Linked DNA regions of Mus musculus: region 2 is linked to region 1. The links are chromatin contacts, found by Hi-C in ENCODE. All regions are on one chromosome and are shown on one strand. Each heading gives the region's core, a stretch centred on a gene start or an enhancer-like site at or near the end of the contact. The rest is flanking DNA. Distances are from core to core; before and after follow the strand shown. Region 1 holds the start of Irx3os (a long non-coding RNA gene). Region 2 overlaps Gm36670 (a long non-coding RNA gene).

The links. A loop is a pair of places that touch in the nucleus more often than their neighbours do.
Region 2: a map of heart shows a loop between it and region 1 (3-fold over the local background). The contact joins the enhancer-like site here to the promoter of Irx3os in region 1. A Hi-C loop is called at or near these places in 1 of 37 maps with a recorded cell type or tissue (heart).

The regions. Positions count from the first base shown.
Region 1 is chr8:91,801,472-91,807,306 of GRCm38, reverse strand. Irx3os (a long non-coding RNA gene) reads right to left here and starts at 3,971. Exons shown (of 4, transcript XR_003947581.1): 1 at 3,587-3,971; 2 at 2,464-3,494; 3 at 944-2,008. Irx3 (Iroquois related homeobox 3) reads left to right here and starts at 5,653. Exons shown (of 4, transcript NM_008393.3): 1 at 5,653-5,835.
Region 2 is chr8:91,985,602-91,991,321 of GRCm38, reverse strand. It overlaps Gm36670 (a long non-coding RNA gene), which reads left to right. Exons shown (of 3, transcript XR_879094.1): 2 at 820-982; 3 at 2,246-2,545. Among named protein-coding and RNA genes, the nearest start is that of Gm36670, 3.4 kb to the left of the region's middle. Within about 2 kb of position 3,306, at least 1 of the 3 ENCODE cell types and tissues checked has a DNase peak (open chromatin) inside an H3K27ac peak, as active enhancers do; it is heart, where a contact is called at or near this core.

The sequences.
Region 1 (5,835 bases), core at 2,722-5,221:
TAACACAGGAAGCACTTGAACCCCAAGTGGGAAGGTGCAAGGCTTAGGAGCATGGTTTGCTCCTAGCTAGGTTTCCTTTCTGCTAACCGCTACTTTCCAGTTTGCCGAAGTAGGGGACGGATCAAACGCTTTCCCAGAAAGAGACACTTGAGTTTTGAAAAGCACTCGGTTGAAGCGAAACTCTTCAGTCCTTAGCCACGGGCAGAATGCTAGAAGGTTGGGAAACCTGACCCTATTCAGAGCTGCCTTTCCACAATGCATTTCGGCCCTGGAGCCCCTGCTAGGGACTTCCCGAATAGGAAATGGGGGAGAAGGAGGCAGGAAAATGTCCTGAGGTGAGCTGTGGTGAGGTTTGACTGCTAAATAGGGGTTCCGGGGCTCTGAGCTCCCAGCAAGTGTAACATGGCTTCCTTCCCAGTCCCAGGCAGAGCCTGGCCTGCTTCAACAGAATTTCACCCTTCTGCAGGCCCTGGGTCCCTTCACCTGAACTTGGCTGGCCTCGGGGAAGAGCTGCCTCTGTTGGATAACTGGGGGGAGGGGTGTTCAACCTTATCCCCGCTGAGGGCCAACTGGCCAGAGTTCAACCTGGCGGGGCAAACGATGTCCACCCGCCCGCCGGATGGCGTAGGGCCGTGTTTCATCCTAAAGGATCACTCAAGTTGCAAACAATGTGTAGCCATTAGAGAACAGACTCTCCTTCCCAGAACTCTAAAATAGCGGGGAAGGGTTTTCAGGCCGGGACCAGGGACGCTACAACCGGGCGGGCAAGCGAGGCTGGCTTCCCTTCTCCAAGGTTTAACCCGGGTAGTGACGCCTTTCTGGAAGCCAGAGCAGGCGGAGGGAGAGCAGGGCGCTCCTAGAGGTCACGTCCTTGTCCCCCCGTGGGTCACTATGGCCACCAGGCCCAGTCCCCACTACCGAGCTCTCTTGGGTCCACACCAACCTTGCCCACTCCGCACCGCAGAGGGAGTCGCATCATTTCCATGCAACAATGCAAACGCGCTCATTACCATATTCTCAATATGCATGAAGAAAATGTGCGGCGTTGGCCGAGCCCCATTGCCCTGCTTTGGCCTCCGCATCCAATAAGGCGACATATTCATCTCCCAAGATGGATGAGGAGGGAGGGGATGCCCGAGAAGCAGATCCACGGGCGGGGGAGGGGACAGACTGTAGAGGAAAGGAAAAGAGAAGAAACCAGCAAAGGAGAGCCTGGGGTAGATCAAGATTGAAATAGGGCAGATGGGGTAAGAGAGGGAGGGAGAAAAGGAAGAAGATGAAACTGAGGAGGGGGGGGGCAGAGACACGGAAGGGAGAGGCAAAAAAGAATGAGCTTTAAGAAAACGGTCCAGGAAAATAAAAATAAAAGGATCGAACAACACACTTGGACTCAAAGAAAGAGAAAAATACATCCCCGGAAATCAAACATACAGAAAGTGTGAGAAATAGACAGGACGGAAAAGAAAGAAAAAAAAAAAGATCAGCGAAAAAGCTCAGCGCAGGTGGAAAGTGGATGTTTTTGCAGAGAGAAAGAGAAACAAAACCACTGGTGCACAGGGCCACGGTTTTCCTTCCATGCTGAGATTCCGGGAGCTGCGTAGAGCTGGCCACTCGAAGGCCAGTGGCAGGGGCCCTGGTCCGGGAGGTGCAGGCAGAGATGGGCACGCTGGAGAGCCTCGCGCTCCTTCTGGGGCCGCAGGGCCAGTTCGGCGGTGTACAAATCCGGCCTGGGGCCCACGCTGCTGCCGCCGCAGCCTTTCTGACCGGCGGCCTCTCTTAACTCCGAGAAAGAAGTTTGCAAAGTTTGCCTCAAAGTTTCCCGTAGCGCCTCTGGACCAGGGACAGCCTCCCGGGCCCTGACGGCTTACAGGGCTCAGCCAGCGTTGCACGGCAGACGTGCCGGCGCCCGGCCCGCGCCTCCTGGGATGCTCCGAGGCCGGATTCACAGTCAAATGTGAATTCCTCCCGGTGCTACGCCAGGCCATGCATCTGCAAGTCCGTGTGGCTGCTAATAGCGGAGAGAGAGAATGAGAAAGCCAGAGAGGGGGAGAGAGAGAAAAGGAAAAAAATATTCTCAGCTCAATTTAAGTCTCATGGAAAGGGCTTACAACTGTAATTAAATCATTAAATTCTTGTCTACGCTTCACAGAGCGGAGAGAAATTAACTTCCCACCAACCTCATTTTCTATTTGAACATGAAATAATGATTTTCTGCCCGTCTAATTACAAAGCCAACATCTGATCAAGCCAGCATCCAGAGGGGATTATCGCATGCGCGAGTATTAGACCTCATTACCAGCTTGAGTGCAAAATTATTACATCTTGTAATTGGATGGTGAGATTTATATACAGATCGGCCCGGTTTCTGTAAGATTGTAATTACAAGCTTCGTTGGTTAGCTACTTATCAGAACTTTGCAGGAAAACAAAACAAATGACTGAGGAAAACGAGCGTTTCATTAACCTGTAACCCCAGCTGGGGGGGGGGGGAGCGTACGCAGCAGCCTCTGCAAGAAGCTGAAGGATAGCCAGCCCGCACCGCCTCTGGGGGACTCTGAGCCTTGGGAGGAAAGGAGTGAACTCTGTCCGAGCTGGGAGACACAGCTGCAGAAGCTCCCAACGACGGGGGGCACGGGCACATCGGGGAGCTGGACCAGGGGAGGGAAGAGATGGGGGCTGGTGGTTCGGAGTGTCCGACCCCGAAGCTGGTGGGCCTCTGGCTACACATAGGGCACCCCTTGTAGTTGTCCTCCAGCGCGCACAGCTTCGTGCGCCACGTGTCCTCGGCGTACACCTTTTCTGTATGCTCCTGGCGCCCTGATCCCAGACCACAGAGCGTCCGCGGCGAGCGCTTTGTGCACTGTGCCTGTTGGGAGAAAGAGGGGGTGAGGGAGAAGCTCCTGCTGGTCTCCTGCTGTTGCGCTCAGGTCTTTCCCCAATCAACTCCCGATGCACCTGCTTCTCCTCACTCTCTGTGCGAATCTGTCTGTCTGACCTAATCTCCTGGATTAAAAATCCCATGAAAAGCTTCAGCTCTCCGCGGACTCGCGAGTTTAGTCTAAGAGCTGAGTTCCACTGGCCTGGTCTTGTTGAGGAATCAGAGCCATGCAGTGACTCCAGTCGCTTGGGATACTGGGTCCCGGCGTGGGTTGCTGATTTCAGGGCCAGACCAAAGCTCTTCCCAGTTGGTCACGGGGTAACTGGTAGCTGTTTCTACTCCAGGCCTGGGATGCCTGGAGGAATCTAATTAAGCGAGGTTCTTAGGTTCATGCCTGGGTCTAGAGGTTCACCCTCTGGGCCAGGGGCGGCCCCGTGGCCGGCGTGAGTCCTTCCTGAGAACAGCCTGGCTCTTCCGGTGTTCTTTCTCTCAGCCCATCATCGCAATCGGACACAACCAGGTCGATAGCTGGTTAATGCAGTAAGGAAGGAAGGAGCATCTCAGAGGCTCTTGTGTGGTGTTGTTGTGTGGTGTTGCGTTTTGTTTTTCTTTCCCTTCTGAAAAACAAAACAAAACAAACAAACAAACAAAAAGGAATGAAATACTCGTGGTTTTGCCCAGACATGTACAGCGAAACCCCTTCGCCCACCTTGCAATCTGGCTCTGTCGCCCATTGGTCTGGTCCAGTTCTGTGTAGGTAGGTCGTCCCGGCTGTCTTAAAAGACTCACCATCCTATACACAGGAAAGATCCTGGAAAATAATGTCACCTCTATTCTACAACCCTAAGACCTTTGCTTGAGCAGGTGAGCCCTGGCTTCCTGTGACAGGTTTAACCAGAAACGGAATCAGGCTGCGGGGAAGCCATTCGAAGGCCTGAGCTGATCCTACTATGCCTCCTCTGTCCAGGCTCACCTTAAAGCCAACCTCCAGCACCAGGCAAGGAGACCAGGAGACCACAGAGAAGCTGCACAGATTCAATTTAGGAAGACCCCACATGCTGACATCGAACCCTAGACTTGGTAGCTCCCCAAACTTCTGTTTGTGTTTCTCCCACTAATTTTCTGAGTTAGTACCTCCTGGAGCCTAAGGTCAGTGGAATGCAGCCAGAGGTGGGACATGGGGGTCAAAACTGGAGGCCAGGGCCAGGGAGAAAGAAATCCATTCCCTAACTGTATTCACACTAGAGCCCGGCCAGCCCGGGACCCTTAGATTCCTCCAAGCTGGCGAGTTCCGGTTTGATTCTTAGTTCAGTCGGAGGCCCTTGGGGTGGTTTTTCTGCCTCTAAGCTAGGGCTCTTCACTCTACTGAAGAATCGCAGCCGGGGAGTTGTTCAGTCCGCAGGCCCACAGCAGGCCTGGCCCGCGCGTGGGTCGCCGCTACAGCCTTATCTGGGAGCTCCAGCTATCCCGGGAATTTCAGTATGACTTTCCACTGCACACACTAATCCGTGACGGTGGGCACTTGGACACTCACATTTCAAGTTAGATTTAGGAAATATCCTACCATAAAACCAAAGTCTTGCTCCCCGCCCCCACAATGCACACTCTCTACGGCTCTGGGGGAATTCTCGCCAAAAGAAAAACGCTGGGTCTGGGGACCAGAGAGCGGAAAGGGGAGGGGGATAGTGAAATGAATGGTCGCAATTAAAAAAAAAAAAATCACACCAACATAGAAACTTCTCGGAAGAGCTTTCGGAAAGTTCCCAGAGCCTAGGCTCTAAGTTTCTCTGCTCCTCCCCCACTCCATAGCCAGGAGCTCCACCAACTCCTTGCTTGTTCCACCAGACCACCTAGGCGCCAAACTCACTATTTCTTGTGAGGATTCTCAACAAGGTACCCTGGAGGTGTAAATGTAGCAAACTGCGGGGTTCCCCCGCCCTCCCCCCACCCAGCACAGAATAGGTCTTTTAAAGCTCGGAGAGGCAGCACTCCCAACTCCCAGGCAGCACGTTCACTCTTTTAGCTGCAGGCTTAGGCTTTGGAGAACGACCTAGGGACCAGAGCTGAAAAGTGCAAAGGGAGCCACGGGGGGGGGGGGGGGAGGGCGGGAAGCCCCGGAAGCCTGCCTTGGTCCAGGGTCCTGTCCCAACCCGGAACTACAGCTTCGAAGGGGGCTGAGAATTGAGGAGTTGGAAGACCTGAGGGGCTAGGTGACCCTGTACTAAGCCGCCACTCGTGGTCTCGGCTCTCCCCTCCGAGTGCGGGCAGGAGGGGGCGGGAAGAGACTGAGTCCAGTCCCGCCCCGCCCCGCCCGGCGCTCTGTACTCGCGGGGGAGGGCCGCCTCGCCCAGAAGGCTCCCGGGTGATTGGCGACTCCAGGAGGAGACGCAGGGAAAAGTCGAATAAGAGGGCGCGACGTCAGACTCGAGATTTGGGGAAGGGTGAAGGAGGGGGTGGAAGGGCGGGGACGGACACACAGACACTGACGCGGACACACACCCCCCGCACAGCGTTCTAAGTGTCTTCAACTTTAAGCCGCCTTAGCTCAGGGTGCGGAGACCGGGGAAGAGGGGAAGAGAGAACGAGAGAGTAAAGAGATTTAAAAGAGAGGAGTCAGACTAGGAAAAGTGAAGAGAGCAGAAAGGTGAGCAAAAGCAACCGTGAGAAACAGAAAGAGCAAAAAGAACCGCAGTTTCCCAGCGTCCAGGACTGCGAAGGAGCCTCGGGAGCGGAAGCGGCCAGGGGTGGGGTGAGGGGGGACGCAGCGAGGGGAGGGGAGAGGACAGGACAGGAGGAGAGTGTAAACTAGAGGAGGGCGAAGGAAGCGAGGCGCGACACAGCTCCCGGAGAGGAGGGCAGAACTGAGCGCCTAGCGCAGAGCGGCTCGCCCGGCCTAGAGGAGGGAGTGCTGCGCAGAGAGGAGGGGCTTGAGGCCCCGTAGAAATGTCAATCAGAGCC
Region 2 (5,720 bases), core at 2,057-4,556, 180 kb before region 1:
TAGAAGGGTCCACTGTCACAGGCTTTTGTATCTATTGGATGCTTTGCTGTTCTGAAACTCACATGCACACACACACACACACACACACACACACACTTCCTTCCCATAAGCAAGTGATTGTGAATAAGTCAAGAAGGAAGCTGTTTGGCCTCACATATCCTTGGTTCTGCTAGTTCTGCTTTAAATAATGAGAAGCAGGAGGGCCGGGTGGAAGGGATGCCTCTTATAAATCTAATTAAAGAGGAAGTCGGATTTACATTTTAAAACCCACCCACCGGCCAGCACACGGTGTCACTAGACATTATGTATGATTTTCCTTTGCGACAGAAACCATTACATTTAAAAATTCATTACAGCAAGGTTAGTTAGACACATGATGGATGCAGCCCTAATCCTGCCATAGATTATCACAGTTAAAATGTAAACGATGAAAAATATTTTGTGCTTATCAGCATTTATGTGGAAATGTGTTTTACAGTGATATATGGTGTTCTATTTCTATGATTGTGACAGAAAGAAAGCAATACAAAACAACCCAGTGTTTATTAGAACATGCTTGCCATGATAACATGACATACCTGTTGTACATGACTTTAAGCGCTCTCATTGAGGGCACTTGTCCAAAACAATATGAAATGTGTCGGCTGTGCAAATCTGGCTGAGGTGTGTGTGTGTGTGTGTGTTTTATTCTGATTGTGGCTCTTTTTTAATAGGCTAATATTAATTTAAAATCATGTAGAAGGTTATAAAGTTGGCAGGCTGTTTAGCCTGTTTCCTTTCTGACATGCTTAAAAAAAAGAGTATGTGTATGTGTTTCAGAGATACCAGCTGAGGCTATAAAAAGGAGGCTGCTGTGTTTATTTTGTCTACAGACTGCCCAATGGGATGAAGTTTCCAGTGTGATGTCATTGGAAACATTGCTCCTCAGAGCAGTGAAATTAGCCCGAAAGAAGAGGAACATGGAGCCTCACTTTCCAATCAGGTGAGCATGAAAATCAAAGGCCACATTGGGAACATCCTGGTCCCATCAGGTCACAGGAGTGCTGCAGCTGTGACCAGGGGAGGATTGATGGCCTGAATGCACTGCAGAGTCCCTGTCTCCTGGGGAAGTCACCTCCTAACTCTCTTGGCCAAGTTCACTCACAATGTGGTTCCTGCCTTCCCTCCCCTCTCCTTTTTCTGCCAGCCCAGAACAATAGTATATCCAACTACAAAATGAACCAGAACACAAAAAGAAAAATAAACCCTCGTCGGTCACAAGAAAAAAGGGAAAGAAAATTTATGACTAAACCCTATTTTAAGAAAAGGAACAAAAGGCAGAAGGCCTTCCTCCATTCCATACTTTCAACTGCACATCCCAGGTACCCTCTCTAAGGCTTGAGATAGGACCACCAACAAATCTGGTGTGTCATATATGGTGACAATGGCTCCCTGTTACCTGGTGCATTCTTCCAATTCATTCTCTCTCTCTCTCTCTCTCTCTCTCTCTCTCTCTCTCTCTCTCTCTCTCTCTCTCTCTCTCTCTCTCTCTCCCTCCCTCCCTCCCTCCCTCCCTCCCCTGCACCCAGCTTCCTACTGATAACAAATCTTAGAGTAGATTTGGAATTGGCCCAACTTGAAGATCAATTCTTTCTTCCTTTCATTTGGTGCCTGAGCATCTCCCAGCTTGAGGGTGACCCAGGCTTGCTGCAAATTTCTCCCAGGCTTGGCTCCCTAGCTCTTTTCCTTTTAAAGTGCAGCTCCAGGAGGATGTCATTGTGTACATTAGCAAGGTGAAGCTTAGCACCCTCTGGACCACTGCTGGCACAGGAAGCAAGGAGCTGACCAGCCAAGGATAATAAAGGCCTCTGTACTTCCTAGGCTGCCTGCTCCCCGATCCTTCTCAGCCCGGTTGTTATCTTTAGGAAGTGCAAGGTGGAGGACGGGGAAATCTTATCTGGCTTCCATCCCAGTTAGAGGATGCAAAGCCCCTCCTGTACACCTTGGGAACATTGTCACAGCGGGGTCAGATCTCGCTCAAACGGACTCCAGTGACTGAAGGGGCCCGTGACCTACATTGTCCTCCATGTCCTCTGTGGCATAACACAGACTCAGCTGATTTCTTTCAAGGCCCATGTTATCGCATTTGCAAGAGTGTGGAACCTTCACTCTCTCTTTCCAATGTGTGCTTCCTCTTACACTTATTCACTGATGAACATTTTATTTTGAACACACACACACACACACACTCGTGCTTTCCTTTCAGAACATTCTGGAAGCAACTTGCCCAAGTACACCCTGTCAGTCCATTTCCCAGTTGAAGAATTTCCGCAGGCTGGGATCTGGGAAGCTGTGGACTGACCCAGAGTTGCCCTATTAAATGCATTTGCGACTTTGAGCTGAAGAATATTTGCTGAAAGCTGGATTACCACTTGGTAGACCACCAGCAGCTGTTGAAAAGCAGTGCATAAAAGCTTGTTTATGTCTTTAATGGCCCACTTAATTGATGAAGCAAGTATGTTCTTCATAATAAAATGCCAAGAAATAATCTTAATACCCCAATGTATGCCACCAGTGAATTAAGAAACATCTGCTGTAATGTAAAAGAATACTTTATTTGGGGTCTTCATTAAAAACATGATTCTATGGAGTTCTGCTGATTTATATTGTACACAACAAATTAGAATGTCTTGAAGTAATTATTCTTTACAATTAAACCTACAAGTCCACTCTTAGAGGGGAAAAGAGTCTGCTCTGTCCTCCTTTCCTTCAATCATCTTAGCACATGCTGGGTTCATCCATTTCACCCAAGAGATGTGGAGATGTAGAGAGGGCCCATCTGTGTCTACTTCTCTTAGGAAGACACACAAGCCCAGCCCTGCTTCTGAGGGCTTCTGCAGAATAAAGAACTCCAGGGAGTTGCAGGAAACTAAGAGTAACTCCTTTTGGTAATCTCTTGTCTGACTCCAATGTGGAGTTCACTTTAGGAGATTCAGGTTTGGGGCTAAATAGAGGACTAAGAGGGGGTCCTCACCCTGAAGGCTGAGTCTATGATTTGAAGGTAGGCTGGAAGAAATCTATCCCACCCAGAATCAGAGTTTTGAGAACCCAGGGACTGAGTGGCTGTAGATGTCTGAGAGAAAGAAGGTGCTGAAGGGAGAGAGTGTGACCAGCTCGCCAGTGCTGGCTCCCATCCCCCCTTCTCCAGATGGCGTTTGTCTCCCACACACCCACTATCACACCAGGAAGCCACATGTCACCACTCCAGCACCCAACACCACTCTTGATACAGGGGCATGTCGATTGCTTCCTGGAGTTTGGTCCCTAGAACAGCCCTCTTGCTTCAGAAGCCAAAAGACAAGTTATTTTAAAAGCGAACACAGGGCAAGCGGGTGGTTCAAGGGCAGAGATTTGTAACCCTGGCTGCTACGGAGAATGAACTGGGAAAACAGAAAAGCACCTGTACTCTGATCTCACTGCTGGAGATGCCCTCTGAGTACACAGAAGCCACAGAACTTTTCTGGGTTTGTTTTTAAATTTTTTATATTGAATTACATTGAATTCTCCAGCTAGACCCAGCCCACTAGTGTTTGTGGAGACAAAAAGAAACTACTGCTTTGGAGAAAAAAAATAGATGTTTTTGTTTGTTTGTTTGTTTGTTTATCTGTTTTAAGATGGATGGCACTTTTCTCAGTCAAATGTTTTTTATGGGCCTTTCTGGCTTTTAAAAAAAATGCAATACTAGCAACTGTTAGTAGGAAGGTTATATGGTATGGTTGCTACAGGTGACAGCATGGTAATTCTTCAAAATATTAAAAATAGGGTTGCTGGGGGTTGAGCAATTCTGCTTCTAGGCATGTACTTCGAAGAACTGGAAGCATAGTTCTCAAGACAAATGTGTGTATCTTGGTTCACAGGAGCCTTGTTCACAACAGCCACAGGGAAACAAGGCAAAGACACTTAGATATATGATCAAAATATGCTATGGAAAGAGGATGGAATATTACTCAGTCTTTAAAAGCAAGTACATTCTGAAACAGCCTACAGCATGGACCATGCCAAGGGAAGTAAGCCAGACAGAAAAGAGCAGATGCTGTGTGTCTTAGTTGCTCTCCTGTTGCTTTGATGAGACTCCACGACCAAGGCAACTTATAGAAGACAGAGTTTATTGGGGTGTTCCAGCTCCCGAGGGATGAGAGTTCATCATCGCCTTGGCAGAGACCATGGTGGCCAGCAGGACATCTTGAGACATAAACATGAGGCAGAGAGAACAAGACACTGGGAATGGTGTGGGTTTTTTGAAACCTCAAAGCCTGTCTCCCAAAGGCATACCTCCTCCAACAAAGCTACGCCCTCCCAATCCTTCTCAAACAGTTCCACCAAGTGGAGACCAAGTATTCAAATATACTAGCCACTCTAATTGAGACTTGCCATGCTCTATGAGCACTGTACACGAACTACCTAGAGAAGTGAAGCTTAAGAGACCAACAGTAGAAAAGTAACTGCTGGGACCGGTGGGAAAAGAATGAAGAGAAATTGTCTGGTGGAGACAGAATATCAAATTGGGAAGAACAGAGAATTCTGGAGGCAGATGGTGGTGACTGCTACAGGAGGACATGACGGCCCCCTCTGCCACTGACCTTGACAATAGCCGTGACATCAAAAGCCATTGTGTAAATTGTACTACACTTTAGCAGTATTTTTTTTCTTAAAAAGATTTATTTTATTTTATGAGCACACTGTAGCTGTCTTCAGACACACCAGAAGAGGACATCCGACTCCATTACAGATGGTTGTGAGCCACCATGTGGTTTCTGGGAATTGAACTCAGGACCTCTGGAAGAACAGTCACTGCTCTTAACTGTTGAGCTATCTCTCCAGCCCTGTTTTTTTTTTTTAAAGGTTAACTCAAGGCTATCGAAACTGTCATCATATGAGGCTAGTAAGCAAAAGACAAAGAGCTAGTGACTGCATAGCAAATACCACCAGAGTCCTTGAGGCATCTGTGTTCTGAGAGGGTAGGGAAGTGGATAAGAGAGGATGTGAGGGGTTTTCCTGAATGATTTGGTGGCAAAGGGAGGAAGCGCTCATTTACTTGGGACCTCGGGAGGTATTCAGCCAGTAGAGTGTTTTCCTGTGTGACTGACAACAGTCTGTGCATTTCTGGGAACTCCTTCTGAGGATGATTTGACGTATGGAAGAAGCCTTAACTGAGTCAATTCCTGTGTAGAAGTTTAATCCGAGATCTTCCTTGCAACCTCAAGCTCCCAGAAATAAGACTCAGACTCAAAATATATATACAAATACCTTGGCCACATAGTGAGGCTCTTCTCTAACCAGATCATAACTTAAATTATCTCATTTATTTGAATCTACATTCTGCCATGTGGCTGATTACCTATGCTCAGGTATCATGCACCTGTCTACTCATTTCTTGCGGAGCAAATCTTTTAACATCTGGCTCTATCCCAGAATCCTTTCTGCCTCCCAGATATGCCATCTTCCATTTCCTGCCTAAGCCATTAGTCACAGGCTTTTTAAGTGGCAGGTGACACATCCATACAATACACAAGACATTCTCTCTACAGTCCTGAGTGAAGGTGGTGTTGACATGTAGACAGCCATGTTGAATATCACAATGCTTCATCCCCTTGGGAAATGGTAAAGCCTTCCATCCTGATCCAAGTGTGAATGTTGGCAGTGCAGAAATGTCCACTGCAGCTTTCTCCCCTTGGATGTTT